2 separate regions of the Homo sapiens genome follow, and region 1 is linked to region 2. Evidence: chromatin loops called from intact Hi-C (ENCODE). Cell type or tissue: chondrocyte. All regions are shown on one strand. Links, peaks and the distances in the headings refer to the core of each region. The heading gives the core; the rest is flanking DNA.

What was found. A loop is a pair of places that touch in the nucleus more often than their neighbours do. Peaks named below come from ENCODE experiments on the same cell type or tissue, not always from the same donor. Only the 100,000 strongest peaks of a DNase experiment are listed, where the experiment ranks them.
Region 1: a loop joins it to region 2, with 9 times the contacts of the local background. A loop is called at or near these places in 96 of 110 quality-filtered maps.

The regions. Positions count from the first base shown.
Region 1 is chr15:47,188,462-47,205,324 of GRCh38, forward strand. It overlaps a transcript of SEMA6D not described here. Among named protein-coding and RNA genes, the nearest start is that of SEMA6D, 520 kb to the right of the region's middle. In chondrocyte, for the core only: CTCF peaks have their summits at 6,446 (motif pointing right), 6,652, 7,715 (motif pointing right) and 7,930; a DNase peak (open chromatin) is centred at 7,720.
Region 2 is chr15:47,979,574-47,996,436 of GRCh38, forward strand. LOC124900354 (a long non-coding RNA gene) reads left to right here. Exons shown (of 3, transcript XR_001751516.3): 2 at 13,136-13,198. It overlaps LOC102724553 (a long non-coding RNA gene), which reads right to left. Exons shown (of 3, transcript XR_001751520.2): 2 at 8,064-8,281. Among named protein-coding and RNA genes, the nearest start is that of SLC24A5, 130 kb to the right of the region's middle. RefSeq lists an enhancer at 8,579-8,628. In chondrocyte, for the core only: CTCF peaks have their summits at 4,147, 8,545 (motif pointing left) and 8,788; no DNase peak of the experiment used is centred there.

The sequences.
Region 1 (16,863 bases), core at 4,356-12,355, 790 kb before region 2:
GTGTACTCTTGATACCTAGCTTTTTTTCTGATAAATTAGTATTTTTAATCTCAGGGGTAATGTAGATTTCTTAACTGATTACATTTTCTTTTTGCTTTAGGCACAAGAAAGCTCAGAGCCCATGGGAGATTTAATTTATTATCATATAAGACTCCTTGGAATGAATATATGTGTTATCTTTCCAAATGACCTTACTTTATTCTACTTATGTATACAATTTCTCTGTCATAATGTCTTATTTTGTTTTTCTTTTTCAATTGTGGAAGAAGGCAGATCATCAAAGTTGTTATGAATAAGTGTTTAGAAGTACAATCAAGCCTGCAAGTAGTTATTAAGGTCTAATATTGCAAATGCTGAGGTGACATGAGACAAAGGAGGCAAGATTTCTGATCTAAAGATACTTGTATTCTGGCTGGGTGGAGAAGCCATAAACTCCTAAGGAATTAGCTCAAAGTAAGTCAACATGTGCATACATCTGTTGCACCAAAATGAAAGCCCAACCCTGACTTTAATGACATTCAGTTTCTAGAAAAACACTATTATAGCACCAATCAGAAAAGCCAAGTAACTAAATCTTTTAATTTTCTGGGCACACTAAGACTTAAGTAGTCTGAGGATATCAGGGTGGAAATAAATGTAGAAAAAGTTATTGTGATTCCATGGTAGTGGAAACTCCCATACACTTCTCTTTCCCTTTCTCTTTCTCTTTTCCTCTCTTCTCTTTCTTGATTCCTCTGTCTCTCTATCATTGGCTTTCCCCTTGCTACCCTGGCAGACCTGATTGACAGGTGTGACAATTCCCATGGCAAGCTAATCCCACCAGGCTGGCAGCTTTTGAAATTTCTATGTAAATACAGTATTTGTTCTAAGTACCACACTTAAATACAGTAGTTAACGTTTAAGCACCCACAGGTTGTTTCTCTTTGTACTTGAATCAACAACCATTTTCAGCTCTTAGAAGGGACCACCCACAAAACTGTACTTTTTGACTGTAGAAAAACTCAGGGAGAAACAAATAAAATGAAGCAAAAAGTTGAGAGAAAAAAAACCCCAAAAACCACAAAACTAAATTATCGCTAAATTATCGACCCAAGGAGGCATGGTTAGGCTAAGGCCAAAAACTCTGAATTAAACTTCCAAATCTAACCAGCTACCTCTAGATGTAAACCTGATTTTCATCTTTTCTATCACCCACATAGACATGACTTTTTTTTCCAGACATCTTGATTACAGTTAATGTTAAAATAGCTTCAAGTCTAAAATGCAGATGTGTTGTCTTGAACTGAAACGAACTATCAAACAGACAATGATAAATAATGATCATTTAAACTTGGCCTTTTAAAAAGCACATTGGATACAATAAAAATCAGTGTATTAGTACACTAAATGTGCTTCCAATTATGATATAAATAGTGCATAAAGCTTTAAAATTTTCATCAAATTAATGTATCACTGACATGCAAATTAACTACTGACATCTATGGTGTATGCCATGTGATGATTTCTAATTGGCAAGTGAACCTCAGAGGATTATTTATAGATTACACTGCAACAAAGTGCTGGAGTAAATTCGCATTGTGCAGCTCAATTCAAATTGGTGTTTGAGCTTTGATTCTCTTCACTTTTTCACACCCCTTTTGATCTCCAAAGGCTCTCAGAAATAAGCTAGCTAAGGTGCTAAATATCTAATTAATAACATTTGGGCAGAGAATTTGTCTTCAAATGACCCCTAAGAGATTTGGAGACCAGTTAATATCCCTCACTAGCTTGTTCAGGTATGAATAACTCTTGAGGCTGTTGAGTTTGAACTCCAAGATTTGGTAACATCCATTTCCATCCAAAGCACGTAAGAGAAATGTTCACACAGGAAAAGTGAGGAGGAAACTTGAAAATTTACCAAGTGTATTAATTTTTAAGAACAGCTGCTTCTAAGGATCTAAGTGGAAATCCTGTATTATTCTCTAATGGCAATTGAGGCTTCTTTTATCTTTACTTTCCATTACAATTTGTGTATGAAGAATGCAGTGAGAGAATTACAATGTATCTGCAATTCCCATACTATGTTATTAGCTCCAAGTTTGGCCTTTCTTTATTCCATGTCCGTGTCTCCCTAAAGGTAGAATGACCAAATAAAAAATGAAGAAGTAAGTCCATTTATTCTGAACAGTTTCATTTATTATGTGTTTTATACATGACCTCATGAGGCAAAGATACATTAGTGTAAATTCCTGCTTACAAAGATCTAACTTATTAAATAACTTTTTAATGTATTAACCTTTTCAATATTTTCTTCATACTATATCCATCCTGGAATGTACAACTTAGCCTGCCAAGTTGGTTAAATGTCTATCTTTTCTTAAAGATTGTTAAAAAGAAACTCTCTTTTTGAAGGAATCTCCATAGCTGGGTTTAAACTTGACATCCTTGATTGGGTGAGGTGGCTCATACCTGTAATCGCAGAACTTTGGGAGGCTGAGATGAGAGGACTGTTTGAGCCCAGGAGTTCCAAACCAGCTGTGGCAACATTCGGAGACCCTGTCTCTATAAATGATAATAGTAATAATAGCCGGGTGCAGTCATACACGCCTGTACTCCCCACAAGTGGAGAGGCTGAAGTGGGAGGAACTCTCTAGGCCTGGGAGCTTGAGGCTGCAGAGAGCCGTGATTGTGCCACTGCACTCTAGCCTGAGCAACAGAGTGATACCCTGTCTCAAAACATATATATATATATATATACTTGATATTCTTTTTGTAAGAGCTTGTGTTTGTGGTGTGTTTTATAGTTTATATTGAAATCATGAAAATATTTAGACAATCTAAAAAATATATACAAATACAGTATTTATTATAAGTATTACTATCATCCTAAAGCTGAGGAGATAAACTAAATATTGGATACAAGCAACACATGGAAGTGAATACTAGCGTTATTTTTAACACTTTTGAATAATTTGTTCTTAGGCCTGTTACCTTTTATGGAAAGGTGCCTTCACTAGTAATGAGGCCATGGCGTGGGTATGATCAAGGCAACTTGACTTCTTGCTGATAAAGGTTTATAAGGAAATTTATCTTTTGATTAGGAAACCTCACTTAATTTCATTAATAAACATTGAATGAGGACTTACCGTGTCCCAGGTATTGAAATAAGAAATGACTATTAAAAAGAAATGAAAAGGTCCCTGCTCTGAAGGTATTTAGAATACAATGAAAAATTAAATGTATCAAATAAATGTGTAGATGAAATCATACATATTACAGGATGTTGGGGGAGCTATAATGAAGGGTGTATGTCTCAATTTAGGAGATGGTATAGAAAAGCTTAATGGGAGAATTGAAGCTAAAAGTCAGGTATAAATTTTTCAGGTGACGAAGCAGTAGATAGTAGTCTCTGTTATAGAGTTGCTGGAGAGAAGGCAGAAAAGTGAGGCACAGATGGAGAATCAAGAAAGTCGAGCAGGAAGTATACATTAGACCAAGGTTATCATAGCACTCTGGACCAGAGATGAAGATTTAGAAGTGTAATCCTGAATCCAACGTTCTTATACTTTGCCTACATCCATGAAGCTGAACATATCTAAGGGAAATACACAACCATGGTGTCATTTCGTACTCATTAATCTTAAGTATGTTCTTAAGGTTATCAGGTGATCTTACTGTGCTTCCTGAGTCTATATGATACTTTCTCCTCTCTCCTTAAACACTCAGTGCCTCTGTCTACACCCTCACTCTCAGATGAAGGCCATGCTTCCTATTCACTGATAAAATGGAGAACATCAGAAAGGAACTTCCATTGACACTCACTGCCACATCTATCCATCTACCAGCACCTGCTCCCACATAATCTACCTCCTTTCAAGTTTTCTCACAGAGCCCTGGTGGAATTTCAACAGTTGTATCTTAGTAGAATGCAATGTAGAAATGGGTAAATGCAATTTGCCAATGAAAAAGACTATTCCCTTAGACCTAGAACTTCTATTTTTATTTATTTAACCTTAGGAAATAATCTGGGTTTCAGTCAAAAATTTATATAAAGGAAGTTTCTTTGAATACTGTAAAATTAGAAACAATACATCTGCCCAAAGATGGGAAAAAAGCATGTTTATCATCATTAAAAAGCATTTTTTTCAAAGAATAACTATTGATAAGGTAAAAATGAATGATATAGTGTAAAAAGAAAAATAAAACAATACTGTACAGAGTATATCTTACAATGTTATGATTGTACATAGAAATGACCAGAAAAATGAACATGTTAAAAGGCTGCCCTATCAGATATTGAAATGGAAATTGTTCTGTGTAGCAAATCTATTGAAGATATACTCATCTTGGAAGAGACAACTTGATGGGAAGATTCTGGCCACACAGAAAATGTCTACTGAATAGAGACAATAGAAAAATCACAATAGAGAAAAACGTTGTCCTGTTTCCAGCAGGCATTTCTCTTACCTAGTATATCCAATCCACCAAATTTCATAGAATTAACTGCTAAAAGACATGACAAATTAACTTAATTCTTGCTATCTCCACTGCTATCCTTCTGGTCTGAGAAACCATCATTTTGGGCCTGGATCATTGCCTTATCTCCCAGCAGTTTCCTCTCACGCTTGCCCTTGCAGAAACAAAGATCTGAGAGGCCATATTGCATGGTGTTTGAAGCATGGACCCCATGGATGGGCTGCCTGAGTACAAGTCCCAGAGCTTTCCCTTAATAGCTGTGAGACTTGGGGCAGGTTACTTCTCTTCCATTTTCTCATCAATAAAATTGACAATATTAATACATATCTTATAAGGTTGTTATGAGGATCAAATGAGTATCCCTAATATGAAAATACAAAATACGAAATGCTCCAAGATCTGCAACTTTTTGAGCACAGACATGACACTCACAGGAAATGCTAATTGGAGCATTTTGGATTTCAGATTTTCAGATTAGGGATGCTGAACTTGTAAGTCTACTGCAAATATTCCCAAATCACCACAAAAAGATCTAAAATCTGAAACACTTGTAATCTCAAGAATAAGGAATACTGAACCTTATGTTTTAGCTGTTTGTCAAGGCCGAAATTGGATTATACTCTTCTCTGCTTAAAACCATCCAAAGGCTTCTCATTACACTTTGAATGGAATCCTTGTAGTCACATACATCAACTTCAATTCTCACCACTCTCTGCTTCCTTGGTATTTCTATGAAAAACAAAAACAAAAACAAAACAAAAAAACTCTTGTTCTGTCACAGGGCCTTTGTGCATGCTGTTCCCTTCATCTGGGACACTTTTATTGACTCTTCATAGCTTCTTCCTGCCCTTCATGTCTCTAGCTCTGCCTTCTCCTTGAAAAGCCTGTCTGTGACTTCTATTAATCTGCAGAATATCTCTTACTCTTTTTATTCACTCTTTATTCCTTATTGTCTCTTTAATAGACCTTATCTCAATTTGAGCTTTTCTTTTGTTTGGTTAACTCTTTTCCCCTCTATTTCATGACTAGATTTTAAATTCTGTGAAACAAGGATAATGTCTGTTGTGATTACATTTGTTCCCTTAATACTTAACAGAGAGTACAGCATATGGTAGACAACTAAATAAATATTGGGTGAGTGGGTAGGTGGATGGATGGATGGGTGGATGGGTGGATGGGTGGATGGATGGATGGGTGGATGGGTGGATGGGTGGATGGATGATAGGTTTGGTTGGCTGGCTGAGATTCTTACTATTAAGATCATGGAATTGTATTTCTGAGAGAAGCTAACTTAATATTTACAAGGTCAAATATATATGTCATATATGTGTCACTAAGGAGATACAGAAGGTTAAGTTATTAACACTCCTTATCATTTACTTCTGGTACCTAATGTCTTAAAAATGCTTGTCAAAACACCGGTGCATTTTGAAAGAGTTAGAGAGTTTGAGAGGGAGAGTGGGGAGGTAAGTGGACTGGGGGACTCTAGACTTGAAGATACTTCAGGCCAGGACAGACCTATGGGAAATTGCGTGTGGGGGCTAGGGAGTGGGCAGGGTTGAGGTGGAAGTATTAAGGTGTTGGTAGTCCAGGCATTCAAGAGGAAGTATCAGATCAGCATTTCACAAAGAACCAGGTCAAAAATACTACATAAAGTAACTTCTTCTTAGCTTTAGAGAATGTTCAGTAGGGCCTTGCACACATAGTACCAAAATATGTGAATGAAATATTTGTCTAGGAAATTACAGTTACCTGATGTCATGACATAAAAACAAAACTGTTTTCTTTCTTTGACTCAGCCAGTTTTTAAAATGGTAGTCAGTCAACTGGAGTATGTACATATGTGAGTGTATCTATCTTTACAGACAAACTTTTTGTTCCACCTAGGAAGATACTTCATATGGAAGATGTTTTCATGTACTGCTTTTTATCATAAAAGTATAAAGGCCTGGAAAGTTTTGTGTTGAATGATGTTCTCTTTGTCTTACCAGGAGGTGTCACTACAGCTCACTCAAACTTAACTAGTGCATTCTATAGGGATCAACCGGTGTCAGCACTTACCAGAATAGCATTACCTGCCTACTAAGTTTTCCACCAAGTTACGTAAAGGAAATTTGATGAAAAAAAGAATCATTTCCAGATGCCTATTTCTCCTCCATACAAATATTCTTATCATTAATTACCTGAAACTTAAAAACTTGTTTAATATTCTAGAAACAAATGGCATTTTTACTTTCCCTTGAGTGTTAAGTGGGGACAGTGGAGAAAAAAAGAGCAGAATAAAAAGAGGAAAGATGGACACAGAGAAACATGAAAAGAAGGGTGAAACAGAAGTGTTTCCAGTGACAATGTGCTGTGTGAAGACCCCAGAGCACATTGCTTTCTCACCTGTCTTACTTGGGCTGCATCATCCGTTCCCTGCCCTTTATCTCTGCCCAGATAAGTCTAACTTTCTCTGCCAGAGCTGGGATAATTAGAACAAAAATGATTATCTGGTGTTGAGCTAATATACTATCACAGCTCTTTGACATATATAATTTTCTATCTCCCCTGATAACATTATAAGATAGGTATTAATACAAAAATTTTCCAGGGGAAGAAAATGAAAATCAGAAAGTTTGCATGATTTGTGGTTATAATTGTGTATTTTACCATGGTCTTACCAGATGTCAAAACCACACTCTTGTTCTTTTCATGATGCCTCTAAAGGATCACTCTCACGGGAGACTTTCCTAATGTCCTTTAACCCCTGACCCTGACCAATTTAGGTATCTCTTCTCGGGGTTCCACTGCATCTTGTGCTCGCCGTGTTTGAACATTTATCATGAATGAGCACAGCCTTCTATTCTCTTGTCTACCTCTTCATCCAGAGTCTGAGCACTTTGAGGGTGGACACGATGTCTTGTTGAAAGAACAGAATGTGAGACCCCCATTAACTGGATGGGTGAGTAAGAGGAAAGGCTCACCTACAGATGGGGATTCAACGTGGGTGAGCGTGTGGATGAAGGACAGCAGAGAAAGCAAGGCCCCCCAGGCCACCTGCCTTCACCCACCACCACTGGCCTCAGGTGCTCCACAGCAAGTTATCAATGAAGGGGAAAGTTTCAGATTTTTTTTTTTTTGGAGACGTGAGAACAGGGTTAACCACCCAAGAAGCAGGTGATATTCATCCAGCATAGCCCACACGTTGTAGGTCCACTAGGACTGGAGGGAAGTAACTGGCATCTGAGGAGCTATGTGTTCTGCTGTCCTCCAGGTGGCAGCATGGCCCAGCTGTTGGAGACAAGCTCAGTTCTTGGACATCCCTAATGCTGCCAGACTCAGAACTGTTCTCAAGGCGTTTAGTGCCCTGGGAATGATTAATGGCTCTGCCCGTTCACTGCACCCGGAGGGTAATTGAGCCTGCAGTATTTTGGAGGCTGCAGAGAGGCTTTCTGAGCCACTGTCTGATAGAAGGGGCTGCAACATTTTGGATATTATATCCCTTGGGAGACCTCCTGGAGGACATTTGTGTGCCAAAAGAGATCTTTGGTAGAACTCTTTAAAGAGGAAAAAAGACAGCCCCCCTAAAATATGGGGAAATTGAGCAGTTTTAACGTTTTTTCAGAAATTTGGTTTGCTGTATGTTCCATATTCTTTTTTCCTTCTTTGGTTCTGAAATAATATTCCTTTCCACCTGACTTAAAGCAAATCCTTTGGAAGGTAGCTTATGTTAATTGACTGAGTATTTTGAAAGCATGCAGGCAGAGCTATGTAAAATGTCTTAATTTAAATCAGCGCTAAGCCCTTTCATATTGTAAGCTGAGGTATTTAAAAGTAAGATGATTGGAAATTTCTAAAGTTGCACACGATTCAAGAGAATGCGAAACATGTTAGAAAGAGCTACTGGCACGAGGCTACAGCATCCATTTATTCTCAATATACACATAATATCAATTATAGAAGACAACCAACAAAAGATCTTAAGCTTGTCAGGTTGGGTTTGTGTGGCTGCTTCTGTTCATTAGAATTTTGAGTAACTGGGAAAACTACCAGATTCTTAATGGTTTCTTGAACAGGATATACTAGGAGATCTTAGCACTGTTAAGAAAAAAAATCACATATAAATTCAAAAAACCTTTGCTCATCTATGTGGCCAAATGGGGAATCTAACCCTCCCCCTTTCTGTAGTTTGGATTTAAGTACCTGTGGTGGTGGTTTTTTAGCTTCTTCTGTGGATTCATTAATATCACTTTGGTACTTTCAAGAACAGTTGTTCTTCCCTAACCTGTGAGATTTTACTCTCCATTATAGAAGAGTCTCTCCTCCTAGCCTGTGATGATTTGATGCTGTACCCTGTATACGAGGTTATCTTCCAGATGTTTAGAGAGCCAAACTTAACTGGTTCTCTGTGTGCCAACACTTTTAAGTTTTCACAGGCAGTGAGTTTAAGGTCTTTAAATCATTGGAATAGAGTAGAAAATCAGAAGAACAATTAGGATGGCCCCTCAAATTCTGTTTTTAAATTAGGTTACAGATGTGCATAGACTGCTCTTCTATCTTGCCTTGCTTTGTTAAATTTATCTCAAAGATTGAACTTGCAAGTGTCTTTTTTTTTTTTTGTAATGAAGACCTAAGCTAAAGATTGAAAGAAAGGAGTGGAGAGGGGGAATTAATTGAAATAAATCCACAATAGTTCATTCATAGCCTCTAATTTAACTACCACAACAAAATTAGTGGGAAAAAAAAATCCTAGCATTAAGTCTTGTTTGATGATTCTTGACTCACTGAAGGGCTTTTCTCAGCCTACCAGTTTCTTTGGCTGTTTTGGATAATTTATCAGAAATGTCTTGAAATGACCTCTTGATATGGAGATCTGTATTCCCATGCCGTCATTAATTATTGCACTGTTTAATATATACACACTATGGAGTACTCTAAGTATTATTGTTTATATTTCTTATTTTTTTTACTAATTTTTCAAAATACAAATTTCTTTCTGTGTCATATTTGTAAACTAATAATAATTTTTGGATATATTTAAATCATTTCCTTGGGGAGTCAAAAGGCTTACTGTCCTAGAAAAGGACAGAGTTGGTATTACCTGACACATGTAACATAATGCCCTCCAACTTCATCTGAGTTGTTGCAAATTACAGATTTTCCTTATTTTTTTGTGGCTGAATGGTACTCCATTGTGTATATACCTCATGATCTCACTCACACGTGGAATGTAAAAAATTGATCTCATAGATGTGGAGAGTAGGATGGTGGTTACCAGGGGTTGGTGCAGAGGGTGGGAAGATCTTGGTCAAAGGATATAAAATTTCAGTTAGACAGGAGGAATAGGTTCAAGAAATCCATTGTACAAATGGTGACGATAGTTAATATACTGAATTCTTGAAAATTGCTGTGGGCGGATTTTGTGTTCTCACTACAAAATATGACAACTCTGTGAGGTAATGCATATGTTGATTGGCTTGATTATACCATTCAAAGTATGTATTTTTCAGGATTTGATATTGTGCAATATAAATATATACAATTTTATCTGTCAATTAAAAAAATAAGATATGGATCCCATTGTGTCTAGGATCATGTTGATTCCTAAAGACAGAGCTCTAAGGAAGTGGATTAGGTGAAAACAATAACAGCTTGGCCTCCTCCTCTGCTTAGAAGGGCTCCTGTGTTGTGTAACTCCCAAGTGAATCTTTCACACCAAGGGTGGTCCAAGCAGGGACCTGGATTCACACTTGCAATTGGATGAGATTTTTTTTTCTCTTTTCTTTGGGGAGGATAACGGTTAATTAGTAAGCAAGAGAACCAGGATTCAAATTTAACTTTTTCTAAACCCAAAGCCCAAAATTTTCATTCTGCTTCCTTGACACCAATATTTTTGACAAACTGTTTGTAGCAAAGGATCACAAAATTATACAGTGACAGGAGGGAGGACACGTATACGTCAATATGTTTTTGTGCTTCTCTGAAACACCTAAGGGAAGAGATTTCAATGGGTACAGTTTGGAGTCCTTTCCTGGGAAGGAACTTCCCTTAAAAAGCATCATTCTGAGGACTAAACAGGAAAAAGATGTGGAAGAGAAAAACATTGACAACTACTTTACACTTTTCCCCTATTGGTTTTGCCTTTGTGCCTCAGCATCAGCAGTAAGTAATTGGGCTTTAAGATCATTAAAAGTTTCTGTATGTAAGTCCACTTGTTTGTTTGTTTATCTGTTTTTATCTCATTATTTCTAGTCTTTCCACAAAATATTTCAGGAAGCAAATGTGTTAGGATAGTTAAATAGACCTATTGGCTAATGAAGAGGTTTATATTAAGGTGCAGAAGAAAGTTATGAAAACAGATGGTTTCAGCTGCTCTCATTACCAGCCATGAATTACACCACCTGGAGAACTGCAATTCCTGTGAATTCACAATACATTTCCAGCAAAGTGTTTTGCTGAGTAGTCTTGCTGGGTGGAGTAGGTTTTGTAGTTGAGTAAGGCAAAGGTATAAGCAAGCCACTTAGAGCTCTGTACTCTAGGAAGAGTGTGTGTCTCCCCTACAAAAGCAGAAAATAAAAACATTCCTGTTTTACTTGGAATATGTTTTAGAACAAATATTTAAATATCTAAGTGGATATGTACATGGGTCCTTGTGTATGTGTGTGATATTTCTGCAATTCCTTCCAAAAAAATGATGTAGTCCCATTGTGAAAACCTAACTACAGAAGAGCTAGAAATTTATTTATTCCATCTTGACCTGTGCTCAACTTTTCCATGATAAAACACTCCTCAAACCTTCCTTTGCAAGAAAACTTGCTAAACTAAAATATATCTCTCCTCTCTCCTGCCTTCTCAGTACCAAAGTGTAGGATTTATTCTAGAGTATTTTGTGTATATGTGTGTGTGTGTGAACTGAGATGTCTAATAATACAAATAAATGGCATTTACCAAATTCATACTGTGCATTTTGCAGTGAGCTAGGTTAGCTAGTTACATACGTTATTTCATTTAGTTCTCATTATGAAAGTTACTATTATTAATACTGTTTGACAGATTTAAAAAAACAGAATCTTTGAGAGGCCAAGTAGCATGCCTAGATTTCAGCCAGTTGCGGTAGAACTGAGGTCATCCTCAGAGAACACACTTTTATGATGTATATCTATGTGTCTTTGTCTATATACTCCATATCACTACGTTCTGCTCAAACCAAAAGCAAGATTACTCAACAAAGGAACACTGAAGATTATCTGTGTACTTAAGTTGCCCTGAAATAAGGGAAAGGGCGAAAGGGCTGTGGAAATCACAAGACTCCAGTTTTGATTTAGCTCCCCTTGCTTCCTCAATCTGTGAGTATCTGATGTGCTGATCTTATTAGCTTGTTGGGAAGAAGACCAACTATATTTGTGAAAAGTGTTACAAGACTATAAAGGACTAGGAAACAAGGTACAACTAATCAGATAAACAAATTTAAGTGGTACCTGTTTGAGGGAGAGTTGGCAACCCTTCTCTGGGGTCAGAAAATTATATTTTATAAAATTCACATATCTGTTGGGAACAAAATATGTACTCAAAAGCATAAAATAAGCCTGGAATAAATTCACAGTGCCACTTTTAATTATAATTCTTAGGATTTTAGTCAATGTTAATTATTACTGTTTTATTCTAGTGAATTACTAAAATAAAGAAATATTAATTATGCGCTATTCTAACCAGCTTTAAATTTATGTAGTAAAGTCATTAAAAGTTTCTATCTGGTATTAGCATAAAAGTACACATACAATTCCACTATTTTACTAAGGCTGACATTTTGAGGTTGAGTTACAACTGCAGGGCAGTTTTCAAAAAATTGCCCTACAAACATCATATGAATACATTTTACACATTTATAGGTAGAAAAAGAAAGATATTTCCAAAAGTTAACCTAGAATGCTGCCCCAGCATTTGCTGGTTTCTATGCTTGACAAAATCATTCTTCATTGATTTAGAAAAAGTTACCAAAACAATATGATGACTGAATGATTTCTTGTTTCACCAGAGCTGCGTGGTTTCTTTGAGTGTGCTTTAAGAGAGAGGGAGAAGCCAGGGTGGGCATGAAGAGCCAGTATGTAAGCTGTATTCAAGGTGGTCTCTGTCTTTTTAGAGCTAAGGGAAACTGTCTTTTGCCTTGTCTTATTCATCGATTTAGTAGAAAGCTTGTGTGTGTTTTATATTTTGGAATATTCAGTCTTTTAGATTTACTTCCAAATAATTTATTTCTACATTATGCTTCTTTGTTTGTAGAGAACAATACTTACACAAGTGTTTTATGAAGTAAAATGAACCAACACTACACTCTACAAAGGGAATTTCAAAATAAAAACCATTACGGATGAATGGCATACATTACAGACATCTCTACCATATGTCTTAATGGGTCTGTTGTACTGAGCCCATTTACAAAATTCATAGGCCTAATTTATCTAAGAAATAGAGCGATAATGCTTTCAAGACAAGGAAAGAAATAGAAATGTGGTAAATATAAAAGACACATTAATAATTTTTCCTATGACCCTGATTTCTGTCTTTTCTTTTAAATTATTCAGAGTCATATCAGAAGGATAGTTTTAATAATACAGACATTATTCAATATCAGTAGAAGTTTGGCAACATTACTTCCTAGAGTAGGTGGTTTTGAGACAGAGTAGGGACAGGGCTTGGCTTCACCCCCACTAGAGGATTCTTTTATGCAGTCCCACAGATCACAAAACCTATACCACTACCTCACTGAAGCCGTAATGTTTAACCATACCTTTTACTTAATTCCAGAAACTGGCCTTAAGAGATCCAAATATTAAACCAAGATTGTGGAGTGTCCCACCTCAGGAAGGAATGCTGGACAATTGATTTACAGCCTGTTGCTGTTGGTCAGACCACCAGTTGGTCTCTTATTCAAGATAATTTCTATACCCTACTCCTCACATACTTTGCCCAGCCCAGACGGCATGCCTTATTCCTGATGTCAGTTCCCACACTTTGCCTAATAAAAAACCTCTGCTGGCTTTTTTGGGGGGTCAGCTGGAGGATCCTTGAGCTTATGCTGCCTTCCTTATGCTTGAGCACAAGCCCCAAAATAAAAGCTTTGTTTGGGAAATTGCTTGGCCTCATGTTAATGTTCATTACATGGGGAGCCACAAGCCTGTGGTCTGTAACAGATTCAGAGGATGGGAGAACTTCCGATATCATTATGTTACAGTAGGTAGCTAATCAGGAATGAGCAGGTCAGGAGAGGGCCTCCCTGACCCCATCAGGAATGTTAGGCGACCATCAGGTGATTGTCGGGAAGTTGTTACACTGCGTCTCTAAAATAATAATTGGTCACAGCCAGTCCCTGAGAAAGGCGGTCTCCCAATAAATAGATACAACTGAAACGGGTGATCAACAGCTTCCTGATAAGATCTCAGGAGTTGGGCGGGTGGCCTCAAGCAGACACATTAAGAGGCAAAATGGCAGAGTTTAACTGGTGTATGGCCTTCCAGGGACATTCGATTGGTAAGGGAAGAATGCCTCAAGTGAGCATGTGTACAACTCCAGTAGACACACTGTACATGCTCACCTCCCAAGCACTAGCAGGCCACTGCACATATGGACACCACGCCTCCTCCCAAGGAAAGAATCAGGGGAGAAGAGATGCAAGACCCTGGAAGTATGTCAACATATAAAACCCCAAGTCAAACGGTCAAACCATGCACTTGATCTCTCAAGTCACCTTCGTGGCCCTCTTCCAAGTATACTTTACTTCCTTTCATTCCTGTTCTAAAGCTTTTTAGTAAACTCACTCCTGCTCTAAAACTTGCCGCAGTTTCTCTTTCTGCCTTACGCCCCTCAATTGAATTTGTTTCTTCTGAGAAGGCAAGAATTGAGGTTGCTTCAGACCCTTACAGATTTTTAGCTGGTAACAATTACACTTCTAAGAGCGAAAAAATGTGGACAAAGTGTAGGAAATTCTGTAATGAAGGAATTTCTGGGATGTAGACTCTATCCACCATGGTGTATAAAATATGTCTGAGAGATATCTCTCTCCAACAACATCTCTTTCTTTCCTTTTAGTGAAAACAAAGAAGGCAAAATATTTATATAATTAGATCCTTAATTGTTTTTTAAAAAGTTATTTTCAAAAGGAGTCTGAACTGTTGTTTGTTCAGCTTCCTTTTCTGGACCTGCCTGTTTGAACTGACTCAGTTGATACCACCTTTCACTATTAAAAGTTTTGGGACTCAGAAGGCAATACCCCCAAACTGGCACTTTGACATGTTGAGAGGTCTTAGAAGCTGCCTCAGAATCAAGTTCCCTCTAACCTTGTTCTATTCCCCCACCCCCAATTGCATGGAGGGACTCTTTCTGGAATTTCTTATCTGACTAAGAAAGCTTCTTTCCAAAAGAAAGGCAATTGTCTTAAGATCCTCTCCCTAGGAATCTCATCAAATAGCTAGGAAAGATCAATCACTGGAAAAGAGAAGAGACTGGAAGTCCATCACCACACCCACGCAGATTTTTCATCTGTTCTTCTGAGGGCAGCTCTGAGAGATTGTCTAGGAGACTTTATATGTCTAAGAACAAGACAACCTTTAACCTTTGTTCCTGTGCCTTTCCACCCTTACAGGCCAATCCATTCCCCCATTTTCCTCTTCCCTATGAAGAGGTCATTTAAGCTTCAACCATCTGGCCCATCTTTGAGCTCATACTTTATAGGACTCCCATGCTCATGTGTGTATGTAAAACATTTGTTATGCTTTTCTCTAGGTAACCTGTTTTTGTAATAAGAGTGTCAACCTTGACCCTTTATGATAGGGAGGAAAAGGATCATCACCTTCTTTCTGCCCCTGCAAAAGGAAAATACTTTGGGCATGTTAAGAGTTATTGAATGAATCTAATTGTTTTGTGGACATGAAAATCCACACATTCCTATTTGTTTATTTAATTTAAGAGACTGAAAATATTATAAATCAGTGCTGTGTACCAGTATGTTTACATAGAAGTTAATTATTTTAAACAGAAAATATCCATGGCATAGATAATACAAAATAATTTGACAATAAAATATCTAGCAGTAACCATAAGCTATTAATTACAAACCTCCTTTGACTTGAGAAGAGAGTGGTGGACACTGGACTGCTGGAACTCAGAGCAACTGTAGAGAAGGAAGAGTCGAATTATTACAACAATTCAGTTTCTATTCTTATAGGTGGCCATTCAAGGTGATTTGTGAGGAACTATCACTCTGGCTACAGTTCAATGACCATCCTAAGCTATTCAAAAGCATTGAAGCCAAATTCAATGAAAAATTTAACCTCCTGTGGTGCTCTTGTCTTCCAAATACAGTATCAACAGAGACTTGGTACTTTTCCACTGTGAGGTACATAAATGTCTTCTGTCTCAAAAAATAAATAAAAAGGTAAATTCTCTCACTATGGACTATTCAGTTTGTGTGGAAGATCATTAATGAGACACTGTAAAATCTGTGGCCAGAGGTTACTGTTTACAGTAAAATTGAGGTTATATCTTCATAATATTTCATTAAGTTAATCACTGTGGAAAGGGTGACTGTTTAATAACGACCATGTTTAATCACCTGGTCAGTTGAGGTCTGGATTGAATTGACAGATTTGACTACTTATTTATAGGTTTTGGACCTTTCTCTGGAGTTAGGACACTAGGATAATGCAATATAGAATCAAAGGGGAGTTTAGAGATTAGCTAGATAGAAATCTCAACTCTCACCTGTCAGCTCTGTGACCTTGGTTATATAACATCTCTGATAAATTATAGAACTTCTATAATAGACGGAGATCAAGCAGATCATATATGAATTAAATGAAATAATATATGTAAATCATCTATCATGTACAGCATATTTTAAGTGCTCAATCAATGATGTTTATGGTTGTTTTTAGGGAGGATTATAATTGGAGAAAGGTTAAACTTGTTAAAGTATGGGCCTATGTAGAATTTTTCAGGTAAAGGGATTTGAACCCAAAAAAGTTAGTAGAAAACCTTGGGGGGAGAAGGGAAAGAAGCTGTAAAAATGTCAGATTTATTTAGCACCTACTATGCTTTGGACACTGTAGTAGGCATGTGGTTGAAGAGAAAGCTATATAAGAGGACATAAGAACATCAAAATTAATATTTACCTGATTATAGTTCTTCCCAATTCCTTTGCAAAACTTTCTGCCTCTGAAAAGAATCTGAGTTGCAATTTAAAAGTTGTTTGCTAATTTGTGGCCTGGATTACAAAACCAGTTCCAATCATTGTAGATACCTAGTATATTTTGTTGAAAGTATGCTACTAAGGAAAAATAATGAACTATTTATTGTCTTCTCCTTTTTGCTCTTATGAATTTTGAAAATTTGATGTGATTAACAGTTTCCACATGTGTCCTTCTATATATT
Region 2 (16,863 bases), core at 3,747-11,746:
GGAAGGGGGGTTGAAGAGGAGTTGGTTTAGGGGTACAAAAATACAGTCAGATAGAAGGAATAAGTGCTAGTACTTGATAGTACAGTAAGAAAATTATAGTTTACAATAACTTATTGTATATTTCAATATAACTAGAAGAATTGTAATGTTCCCAAAACAAACATAAATATTTGAGATGATGGATGTCATAGTTACCATGATTTGATCATTATACATTGTATGCGTGTATCAAAATGTCACACATGCCCCCAAAATATGTACAACTATTATGTATCAAAATATTTTTTAAATGATTATTATAGACAGATGACTACCAAAGGGAAAGAAAGGAAAATCTATAAATGATTAGAAAGCATATTTACATTTAAGAAAAAATTTACTCTGGTTTATCTTGTAATCTTTATTTCAAACTTTTTTTTTTTTTTTGAGACAGAGTTTCATTCTGTCGCCCAGCCTAGAGTGCAATGGCACGATCTCAGCTCACTGCAACCTCCATCTCCCAGGTTCAAGAGATTCTCCTGCCTCAGCCTCCCAAGTAGCTGGGATTACAGGCATGCGCCACCATGCCCAGCTAATTTTTGTATCTTTTGTAGAGACGGGGCTTTGCCATGTTGGCCAGGTTGGTCTCCAATTCCCGACCGCAAGTGATCCGCCCACCTCAGCCTTCCAATTTATTGGGATTACAGGCATGGGCGACTGCGCCCAGCCTTAATTTCAAACTTTTGATCTCCTTTGCATGCTGCACATACCCAAAAGAATGATGAAGAGACTGTGTGGAATTTCGTTTGAGTAGATATACTCCTGGGCCCTGGAGCACATATACAAAGCCTGATTGAACCCACAGAATATCCTAAATTATCTTTGGTCAAATATGGAATAGAAAGATTTATCATCTGTGTTGTGTTTCTAACTGCCTTGTCCCAAAACAACCTTGCCTAAAAAGCAAAACATCCTTTACTTAAGCTATCTTTTAGGAAGGAAAGGAGGATCTATAATTTTTCTCATCTTGGTTTTCTCCAGGATGAATGGAGACTATTTTCAAAACGAGGATGCCTAGTACATTTTTACCTACTTTTGAAAAAAAGCATAGCACTAGATAGAAATACTGATGGTATTTATTTGAGAAAAATACAATAAGTTTTCCCAAAAGGTTGATAATAATTTTTAGGAAAAAATAAATATAATGATCAATTTCTTTCTTTTGCACCCATGACAAATAGCTAGAGCCAAAATTAAAAAGATTCTATTACAATCGAAACCATTAAATGCATATCTATTTAATTCACAACATAAATGATTTAATTATTCAAATAAAATTTAAAACTCCTAATGGGGAAATAAAAGATGAGAGGAATAATTGGAAAGATATACATTGCTTCGTACTGGAAAGACCAAATACCCTAGTAATGACAATAATTCCTAAGCAAATATTTATAGATTTTATGCAAAACCAAGATCCCAAATGAATACATTATAGACTCAGACAAACTCACAGAGTAATTCATCTAGGAGAATAACCTATCAGGAATATTGAAGCATTCCTTTTAAAAAGATAATTATAATGGCTTGGCATACGTGATTTTAAAACATGATTTATAGCAACAATTATCAAAACAATCAGTTATTGGATTAAAAATAAGAGAAGTTGACCAGTATTTTAAAATAGTGTTTCTAAATTAAATACTTAATATCTAAATAACTAAAGCAACAGTCACATTACACTGGTGACTCACATTAAATTTACTGTCAACTGAGAACTCAAATAATTTTCATATTATTATTTACCCAATTCTTTCCTATTCTCTATTTTGTTAAAGAATAACTTTCAAAATGAGGTAAAATCATGACTCTCATATAAATAAAAAGTGAACATGCATTAAAGATTTTATTTAACTCGTTATTTTATAACAGAACCAAGCAGATGCTTCTACCTGTTCTAAGGTGAATCCAAAGAACAGATACATTTTAGATTAGAAGGAGTGTTAAAATAAAATTGCGAATGGATACAAAACTGGCTGATCCACAGTGTCACTTGAACTTACACAGGACAGAATTTATTTGCAAGTCTATATATGAGAATTATTTTGGACTGCTGTGGGTTATCTATAATTTACATAATTGAAAAATAGCTCAAAGGTGATGAAAGGTGCAGAATGCCCATAGAATCAGAATCAGTTAATCCAGAAGTGGGTGCTCTAAACAATGCAGGTTACCACCGAAGCACAAATTTTTCTCTACAATTTGAACAGTGGGGTTTTTATTGTACCCAACCAAAGAGTGTTACATCTGTGTGTATTAGATCTGATATTGACAGATTCAGCTTATCATATTCTTATACCTCCCAGCTTCATGCATACACGTATTGGAATAGGACATTATCAATGTCATTGTCCAAACCATTAATTTAAAAAAAAGTTGAACAGGACAGAAAAATCAAAGTACCTCAACCATATGTATCTCAACCAATGTATCTCAACCATAAAGATGATATGTCTTTCTTTAAATTGAAAAAGTAGAGACAACCATCTGAGATAATAATGGTAGAGAAATATCTTTCAAATGGCAGAATGAGATAACCAGAGAACAGAAAGAAACAGGACAAGTAAAACAGAAGTGCTATTTCATTTATGCAACTAGTGTTTTTTGAGAACCACTGGTGCCAGGTATTGTGCTAGATGCTGACGACACTAAGACAAACGAAAGGCAAGCCCCTGCTCTTGTGGAGATTTATAGTCAGGAGTGGAATTGGGGAAATGACATTAAACAGACAATTTATACATTGGTGCAATGGTAAGTGATGTACCTAATGTGGTAAGTGATACCAGGAAGAGTTACACAGCTGTTAAGCAAGTGTAGCGTGAGTAGATATGAACATACTAATCATTCTAGTTAGTTTCAACCTTGTAACTATTAGGTCTTTATCTTTTACTTTGTGTGTTTGTTGGTTTGTTGTAAGGATGTTTGAAGTGGAAGCAAACAAAAACGATTTGAGAGTTGAGATGTAACTACTATTTAGCAAAATAAGAATGGTCATGGCTTGCCTCAATTTTCCCCTCTTCCTGAATAACCAGACAGTACCAATCAAGTATTTCCTTTACGTGGGATGAACATGATGAGGAAAAAGTCTTAGTTCAGATTCTGTTGTGACCAACGGAAATAAACACTGTTACTACAAGCCAGACACTAGCACATAAAATAGCTTTGTCATGCGGCCATAGGAATTTACTTTTTCTATGCAGACAAAGCTATCTCTGTATATGCATGTGATTTTAAACTCTATTAAAAATTAAAATTTAACTCACAACTAGCAGAAGACATTTGCTACATATTATAATTGACAAAGCATTAATATAGAAGATATTTAAATAATCTCTAAAATTAATAAGATATCCCATAAAACTTGGGCATATGAACAGGCATTTTACGGAAGAAGAAATACTTAGGGCCAAGAAATGTATGAAAATATGTTTAACCTCATCAAAAGGGAGAGTACAAATTAAAACCACAACTATCTTGCTTCCACTCAATTGGCAAAAATGTAGAAGTCTGACAACAGCCAGTGTTGAAGATGGTGTGAAGCAATCAGAAATCCTACACACTCTGGTGGAAGTGTAAATTGGTATAACCACTCTGGGAAACACTTTGTCATTATCTAGTCAAACTGAAGATGTCCGTTTCCTACTACATGACCATTCTGATCTTGGGAGACACTTGCTCGTATGCTCCAAGAAACATGGACCTGAATGTTCATACCAGCATTTCTGGAATGGTTGTATGGGGGAAGAGGCTAAATGTCCATCGACAAGAGCCTGTATAAATAAATTGTGGTATATTCTTATAATGAAATACCATGTAGCTGTAAAAAAGAGTTCTCAAAGCACAAAGATGAAGAGGGAAAGTTCCAGGAACACACACATATATATATGAATATGTATATATATAGCATAAATATATAGTATATATATGATATGTAATTATATATATACACAAATAAACAACATATATATGAATATGTATATTGTTATAGGTATATGTGTATATTGATAAAAGAAAAACTTCAACCAAATTATATTTAAAGGAGTTTAATTGAGCAATTAAGAATTCGCCAGTTGGGCCGCCCCCAGAATCACAGCAGATTCACAGAGGCTCCAGCGCAGCCACGTGGTGGAAGAGTTATATACAAAGAAAGGAAAACGATGTACAGAAATTGGCAGCGAGGTACAGAAACAGCTGGATTGGTTACAGGTTGGCGTTTGCCTTCTTTGAACACAGTTCCAACAGTTAGCAGTCTGAGTGGTTGAAGTATGGCCTCTGGAATTAGCCAAGACTCAGTTATTGTTACCGGCAAATGGTCCTAAATTAGGTTTTCAATTTTGCCTGACTGTTAAGCTAGGTTACAGTTCATCCACAAGGACTCAAATATAGAAGTATGGAGTCCTTTAGTTTGCTTTAACAATATACATATACATATACATAACATAATATACATAACATAATTCATAATAAATTCCATTTGTTAAAAGCACAAAGCTAAACTATTTGGGATATAAATGTAAAGAAAAGCCAGAGAATAATAATAAACACAAAATTCAAGACAGCGGTTAGCTCTACGGAACAGGGAGAGAGATTAGAGCAGTACAAGAACACAGGGGCATCAGGCGTATTTCTTAAGCTTGTTGGTGACTACGCTGCTGTTTATTTCAGTATTGTTCTTTAAACTGTTCATATAAATTATATATATATTCTATTTTATATGCGTTATAGTAAAATATATAAATATGGATATGCTTTTATTAATATTACATATTTATATATAATGATGTGTATATATATCATACATATAATTATATATGTACTGATTATATATACAAATCACAAATATTTGTTACCAATATAGTTACCAATGCTTAGAGGTCAGCCTACAAAGAATGTGGGGTTTGTGTGTGTGTGTGTGTGTGTGTGTGTGTGTGTGTGTTTTATTTGTTTTTTTTTTTTTTATTTCAATAGGTTTTTGGGGAACAGATAGTGTTTGGTTATATGAAAAAGTTCTTCAGTGGTGATTTCTGAGATTTTGGTACACCCATCACCCGAGCAGTATACATTGTATCCAATGTGTATCTTTTATCCCTCGCCATCCCCCATCTTTTTCCCTGAGTCCCCAAAGTCCAATGTATCATTCTTATGGCTTTGCGTCTTTATATGAGTTCTCATACATGTTCTCCCACATATGAATGAGAACATACGATGCTTTATTTTTCATTCCTTAGTTACTTCACTTAGAATGATAGTCTCCAGTTCCATCCAGATTGCTGTGAATGCCATTATTCTGTTCCTTTTTATGGCTGAGTAGTATTCCATGGCATATATGTATATACTACATTTTCTTTATCCTCTCATTGATTGATGGTCATTTGGGCCAATTCCATTTTTTTAAGTGTTTCTCTTGCTCTAGGTATTTTGGTAACTATTTGTTACTTTACAAATCATGGAAAGCTGAAATTCTCCAAGTTTGTTTTATTCCAACATAAAAATATCTCTGTAAAATAATTGCCATAAAATGCCTTCTCTTCTGCATTGCTATGTTGGGAAGCTGATATAAATTATCTTAGCTTTTAGATAAAAAAAAATTTCTAATATGAGTGCTATCTGGAAAGCTCTTCCTGCACATTCTGAAGTTCTTTATGCTGATTTCTTGGGTCATACTATCAAGCATAGCACCTGGCTGCAGCAGCTGTGGATAAAACCTGTCCACCTGCATTCTCAAGGGGTTTGTGCTGTTTAATTTAATTCCCACCTCAAATTAACTAGGATCTAACTAGGTGGAGTCATGTCCACGGGTCTTGGGTCTCTCCCTGAGTTACTGTTGGGATCTGCTCTCCGTCTCTGTCTAGTCTGAATGCCTATCTACCAAGTTCTGTGGGCTGCCTCATGCTGTTCACTGCTTCCTTATAGTCTCTACCTGGAATTTTTAGGGAAAATTAATCTCCTTAGTTCCCAAGCAATCAGGCATATCATCAACATCTCTGCTTGCATGCAAAATAAGGCAGCAATGGGTTTTTCTTTTAAAGATTTTTTTCAATACTATTACATCAATTCTTTTCACACCTGTAAATGCATTGACCACAGTGAGAGGGCTTATCAGGCTCTGTCAGTCATTGTTAGTAATTCCCTAAGTTGGATGATCAAGCCTTACCCACATTATGAAACCTTCCCAACACCTTTGGCATGGAGCTGAACAGCCCTTCTCTAAAAGACCACATCCTGTCAACCCCGGTTTTCTCTCGCTTCACCCCTCGTATCACAGGAAACACAAAGACATGTTACTGGGGATTATCAAGGATATATGTTCCCGGGGATCATAAGAGATTTTCCAGCACATTCCAAGATATACATGTCTTCAGTCCCATTGTCTGCCCTGTACATATGACATAATGAAAGAGTTGACCACTCTTACTAATTGACACCAAATATATGCAGAAACAAATTTCTCACATTAAAAAATCAGACATGTTCAAAAAGTTCATTTTTAGGTCAATTGATGATATTTGAAACTCATTCTTCTCTAAAAACAGTGTTTGTAATGCTGATGCTGACCACAGGCTTGACCCCAATACCCCATCTAACCCACAAAGTATCAGAAATAGCATATGATTGCAGTGAAAATACATGGAACACAACATTTTTTACTCTGCTTTGTTACAATACTGGTAATAAAATATGACACACAACAGTAAGAAAGAAATAAGAAAAGTAAGAAAATAAATTATTTTTAATTTTCTTGTATTCTGATGCTTGAGGAAAGGTAAATTCATCTAGGAGAGACAAAAATGTAGATGAAAATTTGTGAATACCTTAAAGGGAAGTTGAGGTAACTTTCAAGGATTTCTAGAAGCTGATGAGAATGACATTTTAGAAGCAGTAGTAGAAGAAGAATCATCACTATTCACAGTTTTGCTTCAACATTTCTGTCTTTCTTTTCCTTGGTACAAACCTATCACTTGTAGAACTCAAGCCATGTGTTGGGCTCACAAAATGAAATAATAGACAGAAGGGGAAGGTTGAAATTGAGAAAAGAGGGGCTTTCCTAAGTAAGCAAAAGAAAGTACCTTGCATAGCATTAATTGATTTAAAATCCATGTTTAGCATGCACTATCTGTCCAGTTCTATGCTGGGTCTTACGGATATAAAGAAGAATCGAACAGTTGCTACCATCATAACACCGACCTATTGCAGTAGGTGGTGAAACAAAGTGAGGCAGGGGCTGGGAGTCAGAACAGACAAGCACACCTGCAAATTACACTATAATGTGCTGAAAGCTGTCTTAAAGGATGAGGAAGGTGCTGTTTGTGGAAATCTGGAAATGCTCCCCTAAAATGACATTTAATTCTCAAAAATGAATAGAAATTTTTCAGAAGGAACAAAATGTACAAAGGCATAAGCATACAATCATTTTGGAAATGATGTGAGGTTCAGAGTAAATGCAGGGAAGGAGGGTAAGACATGGCAGATGAGGCTGAATAAATAAGAGGAAAATGCATCCTGCAGACTTTAATGCCCAAGGAGAGTTTAAACTCAATTCTATTGGAAACTCGGAGACAACCAATTCAATTTGAATGTTAGAACAATGAAGGAAGATTAACTGAGATGCAATTAATTGATCTTTGCATGGCTTAAAAGAGAGAATACAACATCAGGAAATCATGGTTGCCTCTGTGGAGACAGAAAGGAGGTCAAAAGTCATTAGATCAGAGTGTTCTCTGCTAAGGCAGCAGCTGAAAAGAGGGGGTGGCAATTAAAGGAAAAGTGAAGTTAGGGAAAGGAACTGGCCCTGGGGTCTTTAGGAATAGGGGAGACAGTGCTGGATGTTTGCAAGTGCATGTCTCATACTCATACAATATGATTTCATTTTAGGATTAAAAGTGGAGTTAATTTTGTATCTTTATGTCAATTACTACTGACAAAATGGAACTCATGTACCAGCAGGTCGTCTGCAAGTCGTGGGTCATATGGAAATGAGGAATTCATGTTTAATAATTGACAGTAGCTGATGAACAATCACTTACTTGTTTGTCCCACCCTTTGGCATTTCTGCAACATGGTTCCTAGAGTCATACTCTTCTCTTTTCCTTCCTCTTTGCCCCGGTATTTCACGCATGAAAGGGTGTTTTGGCAGCTAGAGATCTCTTCAGTGAAGAATGTTCTCTTATAGTAAATTCATAGCATTTCAGCATTTCAATACTTCTCTGTATCTCTGATTTCTGGCTTTCCAGAGATGTTAAGTCTAAAACCCCATGCAGAGGATAAAAATGTAATAAGTTAAACAAGAAAATAAGAAAAAATTTTAAAACCTCACATGTTAATTCAGAACAATAGTTCTCAGAATGCAAACTCCAGTTATCTGATTCAGCTGTCCCTGGAGGGGCTTTCTTGGGCAAGGAGTAGATGGCCCAGCATCTAACACTGTATGCATTGCAGGCTTCTCAGCTACTCAGGAAATGAAACCAGGCATATAGCTGTGTATAGAGAAGGAAGGCACTGCCACCTACAGGTTGTAAGATTATGGACCTAACACATTCACATTTAATTTGTAAAAGAAATTATTTTACTAATGTAATGTTGTCATAGCCTTAAAAGCCTCAAAGATAGTTGGTCTATCCTCCTACCTTTGGGCAGACCTGTTTCTAAATATGCAAGAACTTTCGTTGAGATGAGAGAAGTTCAGCTCTCAGACAATTAAAATCTAACCAAAGTCAGACTTGCCCTGCAGGAATTGAGGATTAAGCTAGGCTTTGCACAAGGTAAGCGGTGAAGGGGTGGTTGGCAATTGCCTTCTAATGCAGTCTTTAAACTCTGAGATCTCTCTGGGCCTCAGTTACTCTTTTGTAAACTGACGTAATGGCCTAGATCTGTGGTTCTCAAAGTGTGGTCCCTAGACCAACATCAGCAGCAGCATCCAGGACTGGTCCTGCTGATGATTTACCTGGCCTTGCCCTGGGCCCCAGACCTATTGAATTGGAAACTCTGTAGGTGGGCCCCAGCAATGTGATGTCACAAGTTCTCCAGGTGACTGTGCTATACATAAAAGTGTGAGAATACCTGTGTTAGATGATTTAGAAATATCCCATGTGCAATTCCACACCACTGCAGGTGTTACCTGCAGTTTAACCATCTGTCTGTGGAGGAGCTGTCTGCCCAGGAAGATTGACCTGGGGGTGGTGGTGCAGGGGAGAGCAACTGAGGAAAAGTTAGAGCTGAGAAGCCGAGGTTCACCTGTCTAGTGAATGAAAATTCAGCCTCTGATGGACAGTCCTGATGGTCAACTGAATGTCTAAAGACCATTGGTCCAAGAGATTTCTCACCCTATTTCACCAACATATAAGAGCAATGGACTCTCACTCTGCTTTGCCATCCACTGTCTGAACGAATGCATTTCCCCTGGCTGCACCCCAACTACCAAATAACAAGGCTTAGGTTTCCCCTCTTCTTCCACAAAGACTTTTGTGAATGGCAATAAGTCCATATTTTTCCTTCCTTCCTTCCTTTCTTTCTCTTTCTTTCTTTTTTTCTTTCTCTCTCTCTTTCTTCCTTCCTTCCTTTCTTTCTTTCTTTTCTTTTTTCCTGAGACAGGGTCTAGCTCTGTTGCCCAGGCTGGTGTGCAGTGACACAATCTCGGCTCACTGCAGTCACCACCTCCCAGGCTCAAGCAATCTTCCCACCTCAGCCACCCAAGTAGTTAGGACTACAGGGATACACCACCATGCCTGGCTAATTTATTGTTTTTTTGTTTTGTTTTGTTTTGTTTTGTTTTGCAGATACGAGGTTTCACCATGTTGCCCAGGCTCGTCTCAAACTCCTGAGCTCAAGCAATCCTCCCACCTCACCCTCCCAAAGTGCTGGGATTACAGGCATGAGCCACTATGCCTGGCCCATATTTTTCTCTTTCTATCTGAATCCCCTTCTCCCCAACGTCCATAGCAGAAAATTGAGTACTTAATGACATATCATATTGGAGTATTTTCAAATTGTTCCCATGATTATCTCATCTCACTCACCAGAGCTCACTGAGGATTTTTGCTTATGTGGCTCATATACTCACCCCCATGTTTCTGGCAAGTTTCCAGAGCGACTCCGGCACAAATTGGTGTTTAACAAATTATTGATGATTGACTTTTATATAGTTATCTGAAACTACAAATGTGAATACATTTTAAGCCACCACAATTTTTCTCCTCTTTTCCCCATTATGATCCTAAAGGATTCTGTAAAACAGTCATATTGACTTAAAGAGGGCTAAAACCCACAAAAAAACAGCGAACTTGAAAAAGGTGAAGTGGTGAGGAATTCTAAGAATTATATTAGACCCACCTAGGTAGATCAGTGGAACAGTCACTCTTCAAATTTCCTCTGTTATGGGTCATGTATTTGAGCAGTTAAAAAAAATAAAATTTAAACCACACCGACCAAAAATTTGAATCATCCTTTTAAAGAAAACTTAATAAAAGTTATGTGCAGATGTAGCTAGTACTAGAAAATAAACCAAAATGTCAGCAGTCTTTTTTAGTATTGTGACTATGAGATTGTTGATGAGTAATTATTGAAAACCTCCCTGAATTTGTTCTGGACTTCCTTTCAATAGGAAGGAGAAAACTTAAAACAGACTGAGGTGTCTGTCCCTTGGTTGCTAAAGCTGCTCTAGAAGGGTGCTCTGTAGAGAGCCCTGTCTGTTATGAAGAAGAAGAGTCAGGGGTCTGACACTACCCCAAGCCCTTTTCTTTTACATAGGAAATGTGAACATACAAATGTGTTTGTACAGCGTCTCCACACCCAGTAGTGCCACCAGACACTGAGGTCAGAAACTACAACTCATGTTTGCCTCCCAGCTGCTAGCCAGCTCGCACATAGCGAGGCCTTCATTGATCTGAATTAGGCAAAACATACTAATATCCATAGTTATTTGGCAACAGGACCACGTAAAGTTTATCCTACCACTCTCAAGTTTTATTTATACAACTGTCACTTTAAGAGGCCTATTTGTTTATGGTAAAGAGACCACTTTGAGTAGGACAAAAAATGGACAGGGTCAAAGCTGGTTCTTCGTTGCGAAACAAACCAACATCATTTTAATGGATTCAGTCTGGTTTTCTGAGGATTGGTTGGAAAGTTGGTTTTGGTTTGTGTGTGCATTTTGCAAAAGTCCACACTTTTTCTATAACTTGTAGACCTCGATGTCCTTCTGAATTCTCCTCAGGCTATGACATTCTAAATGACCTAGGATTGAGAGATGCTTTCTGTACAGCCCAGAGCAGCTGCATAGTGGAGGTGGTGGCATTTCAACAGCACAGATCAGTGAAAGACCCTTTATTATCTAATGGTAGAGGACCAGGCTATAAAGTGGATTGTGTGCTCAGGAATCCTTTGAGATGAAAGGTATGGAAGAGGGAGAATGGGCTCTATTCAGCCTCATGGAGGGCAGATATGTGCCTGAGAACAGAGACTGTCTTCATTGACTTAGTGCTTTGGGTGGAAGAGGGCACTGGTAGCAGAGTCTCGTGGGCGCAGAGGGTGAGGGACCCTCCTGTGGCTCCTCTGGGTGGCTCTGAGTCCAGGCATACAAAGACATTGCTAAAGAATCACTGCCCTGTTGCAAGAATCTTGTGAGGTCCCCCTGAAACAAGAAACATTTTCTGTGTTCCCACCCAAGAGGGGGTGCAGAGTTCTCTCCTAGGGGTAGAGGGTGGGGACCACACAAATGGAGGAAGCATGATGCCCCTCACCACTTCCAGCCCTTCCCAGATGCTGGTTACTTTCAGCAGCAGACCTCACGGAAGGCCTGCAACACCTCTGTGAAACAGGGAGGGCAGGGATTAGTATTTCCATTTAGTCGAGGAGAAAAATGAGATTCAAGAGCTTCAGTGACTCACCCAAACTTATGTGCCAAACAAATCAGATCTGGGACCGGAACTCACATCTTCTCATCCCACTTCAGTGTTTTTCCTCCAACATGAGGCAGCTGCTCCAAGACTGCCTTTCAGGCATGTGCTAGAATGAAAAGCCACACGGCCCCACAGCATGGGGAGGGCTGCTTACCAACCTGCCCTGCTTCCTACCCACTTGACTCCTTCCTGCTTTCCACACCAGGTCAAATATGCACTTATGACAGTAGACTATTGACAGCAAGTTTTGGGGGGGACTGGTGATAAGGCAGGACATTAAGGTGACTATAATGGCAGCAGCAAAGGCACACTAATGTCTTCAAAGAATCGACAGTACTGCCTCTTAAAGTAGAGCCCAGGCTCCAACCCCAACCCCAAGGGCCTTGTGGAGCCCCTCAAATGTGAAGCAAAGGCAAACCAGAAGGCAGGCTCAGGTACTCAGTCTCTTCTTTGGAAGGGGCTGGAGACACTCTAGCTCCACTGAGCCATAATAAAAAGGAACTTTACAAATAAGCACAAAGTAGGCCAAGATCTTCCACATCTCCAGTCACTCCAACAGGCCTCCAATAGTACTCCAGTACTTTAGAGGGCATGACAGAAAATAGTTCCCTTGATGGGGAAATGGGCCTTTTTGGTGTGATCTTACAGAATTTCTGCATTGGATATAACCTGAAAAATGCAAAACCCCCATCGCCCTGACTCTTTTGGATCCAACAGCTGAGTGTATGGGGACAGTTTCCTTGACCGCCATGATGGAGACTAGGGATTGAGCACCTGCTCTGTGTTCTTCACAAAGGCAGTTGTATGTGCCATAGGAAAAGAGAACGCTACTTGCAAAATTGCTCTAAAATAGAGAAATGGCCAGGTGCAGTGGCTCATGCCTGTAATCCCAGCACTTTGAGAGGTCAAGGCGGGTGGATGATTTGAGTCCAGGAGTTCAAGACCAGCCTGGGCAACATGGCGAAACCCCATCTTTACAAATAAATACAAAAATCAGACGGGCATGGTGGTGTGCACCTGTAGTCCCAGCTACTTGGAAGGTTGAGGTGAGAGAATCGCTTAAGCCCAGGAGGCAGAGGTTGCAGTGAGCTGAGGTGCCACTGCACCCCAGCCTGGATGACCCCATCTCTGGTAAATAAATAAATAAATAAATAAATAAATAAATGTAAAATATAGAGAATTGACTGTTTTTTCCTTATTAGTGATAGGACAGAAATACAATGGCTGTCAAAGAAGAAAACTCTACATTACTGTCACCTAGAAAGGTAAGCCAAAAACTATTTGTTTCATTTCCATTTACATTTTTTTAAATGAATATAAGACATGCTGATTCTGAAATTTTAGCTGGTATCAGAACCTCCTGGAAGGCTTGCTTAAATACAGATTGCTGGGCTTGGCCTCAGAATTTCTGATTCAATAGGTCTGGGGTAGGACCTGAGATTTTTATAGTTCTGACAAGTTCCCAGGTGATCTCTAGGCCACTGGTCTGGGGATCATGCTTTGAGAATCACTGACATGGAGATTTTTTTTTTTTTTTTTTTTTTTAATGGAGAAAGGGTCTTGGTTAGAAGGTTACTCCACATCAGGACCTGAAATCCCAGCCAGAGTGACTGAGGTTGTTAGAGTCCAGTTTGACCCTGGATGACTTTGGGGATGAAACAGGCAGTTACCACCTTCTGAATGACAGTGCCTACAGCAGTGCAATCTGTTTCCAATTTAAAGAAGAGGGCGAGTGCTCCGCAACGCTCAGCTCAGTAAGCCTGTCATCCACAGGCGGCTCTGCACCTGGAACTGAGCTGGCATGATGCTTACGGGCTTCAGAGAACTTTGTGAAGATTATCACTGCCTTTACTCTGCAAGGGAGTTTGTCATGAGTATTCTAAACACCATTCCCAAACCAGCTCTAAGGAAAATTATTATTTGTTATTATTCTACCTTCTCAGGATCTTATCTCCCTGCTTCCATAAAACTCATCTCGCTCTTCGTCGCCTGCCTTTAGCCAATGCTTCTCAAATATAATGATACCCAAATTGCTGGGGGATCTTGCTGAAATGCAGATTCTGATTTAATAGGTCTGATGTAGTGGGGCCTGAGCCTCTGCATTTCTATCAAGTTCCCAGGGCTTGCCGATACTTCTGGTTCCTGTACTACACTGTGAGTAGCAAGGCATTAAATAATTTGAGACTTCTTAAGATTATCTATAAATTCTATCTTTTATTCTCTGGCTACCCTTCTGCTAGGTGTGACCAAATGCTAATGGCAAATCATATCTACTGCTGTTAGTATGTGAGTTTAGCAACCATTGCCTCTCCTGGCAATAGTATGCTAAAATGTGTAGGATTCTGAAGCTCCTTGAGAATGACACAGTAGAGACTTTCAATCCAGGGACTGGCCACTCAGGTAAAATTTTAGAGTTAGGGCCAGTTCTTATTGATCTCCTTTTGCTGGTGAAGGAAGCAATCCCTAAGGCAGGATGAATTGACTCAATTATTTATTTATTGGCAATTTATATCCTATCTCCTTCTAAAATGGGTTTAAAGCAGTGAGATCTGACTTAGGATCAGGCTATCTAACTAGTAAAGTCCAGTGTAAAATTTTCCTTTATGTTTGCAACTATGTCTTTTTATAAAGAAGAGAACAGGGAGGAAGATGGCAGGGAGAAAAAGAAGGAGAAGGAGGAAGACGGGGAAGAGGAGGAGGAGGAGGAGGACGAGCTGCTCTTTTCTCCAGCTTCCCTATGTGGATACACCCAGTCATTCTTTTACTTCTCAGAAATTTCATTGCATCAGATCAAAAATCTCAGTTATTCTCTTCCTTTTATCTAAAAAATGCCCAGCTCAAATAAAAGTAACCTAATGCCAAGAACCAAATGAAAAAGGTGGTTTATCAATAAATCATGGAACTTTCTTTGACCCTTCATTCTCCCCTGTCTCCTTTGCCCCATCTGTCACAGAGGCCTTGCTGTTCTGTCTTTCCCACTGCTCTCACATTCACTCTCCCTCCCTCACTTCGTTGGCCACCAAATAGTCCAGCCTTACGATCTCATATAGAACATTGCTATTAATACCTGGCATATACTGGCAATCTGCTTTGGACCAGCCACTCTACTAAGAGTTTTTTATGCATTTAATGCCCACTGTAATGCTATGCAATAGGTGTTATGACTCCCATTTTATAGGTAACAAATTTGAGGCTTAGAGGTTAATTCACCTGCCTAAGTTTTCGTAATTAGCATGTAATATAGTACAATGGGTTTCAAACTCAAGCTCCAGAGCCAAAGTTCTCTTTCACTACTGAACAAAACCACCTCCTGCACTTTAGATGCATCTGTCTGGGTGTGAATCTGTCCATGTGCTTATTGGTCTATCTCTGCTTACTCCAAAAAAGAAAAAAAAAGGAAACTACTTAGAAATTTTATCTGTGTCAGACCTACAGTTTTCTTCTTTTAGTGAGACATAACGATAAGGTAATCAGATCTCCTACTGTAAGTTGGTAAGCTCAGAAAAACATTCCTACCATCCTTAGGCAGCCCCTCTCATTTGAGTCTCTCTTAAAAAATTTATCCTGCAAACTCTGGTCAAATCACCTTCCCTGAAACATTGCTTTCCTCACATTGCTCCCCAGCTTCAATAACAAACAGGTTTCAGGAGATAACCCTTCTCATATACTTTACTGTCCAGTATCTGAACCCCATTTCCAAAGTTGAGGAATCCTCCATCTTAAGAAGCAGAGTCCATTGCTGAAAGTGCCAGAGGGTTGAATTGCTAGTCTTGCTTGCAACTACAGCCTGGGCATGTAATCTAGGACCCACCATCTGACAATACCACCCTAAATTTTAAATTGGAAAAAGCCTGGGCCTTGGCAAGGCAGTTTTAACGAAGGGTGGCAACAGCTATTTCTATGCTGCAGTTTTAGCATCAGAGTTGAGGACTGTGGTGCCCTGGAGCAAGCCATGCCCTGATGCCCGCTTGCAGTGAGAGAAGAGTCTTCTCTGACCAATTCGATTACAACTGGAGACACAGCTTCTGAAGCTTCCCAGAAAGTCTCAGTGCTTCCTGCTAGTGTTTGATCATATCTTTTCAAACAGCCAGAATTAAGTCACTCAGAATTGGGGTTAGGGCCTTGCTGCCAAGTACGCTGCCTGCTACAAAGTCCTTGCTTCGTCAAGCATGAGGAGCAGCCACTTTGGCCCAACCGTCACCTACAGCACTCGCACCTTAGAGGTGGAGCAACAGAGGGAGCCCTGTGAGAGAAAACCCTTGACCTCTCTTCTCTTTCGTTATGTCATTTTCATGACAAATTTATTTAAATTTACCCGCCGTGCCCTGCTCCAGTAAGGAGGGGTCGTTGCAAATCTGGCACAAGCATCTGCTATGACTACTGACCTGCAGGATGGGCAGAAAATAGGCCAGAGCCTCCTGGAGCCACCACCCCTAGGACTTGGAGCCTTGATCCCCAACCCTACTGCCTGGAAGAGAGGCTGGGGCAACGTATTAGTGAGAGAACCCCTCAAAATGTGCCTCTCATCTTCAGTGCACTCACATTTTGGGGGCAGGTGTCTGCCCTGCCCACAGCCCTGCTGGAGCACACCTTGTGGTAACCACATGGGACTGAGCCTCGTCTCCCCTCTCACAGGGCCCACAGCTGGCATCTGTGGCACATGACCCATGGGAGTCAATCCATGAACTCCCCAGTGATCCACAGCTACCGAGAAAAAATGACTTGGTACAAAATGCAACAGCCTGGTTCAATCAGATTTTCTCTTTGGGGCACTGAAATTGAAAATAAATACAAATAAATAAAACAGATATAAGCTGGCAGGAAAAGCCATGCTATAAGTCAAGATGTGGCTGGGCGCAGCGGCTCACCCTTGTAATCCCAGCACTTTGGGAGGCCGAGGTGGGCAGATCATGAGATCAGGAGTTCAAGA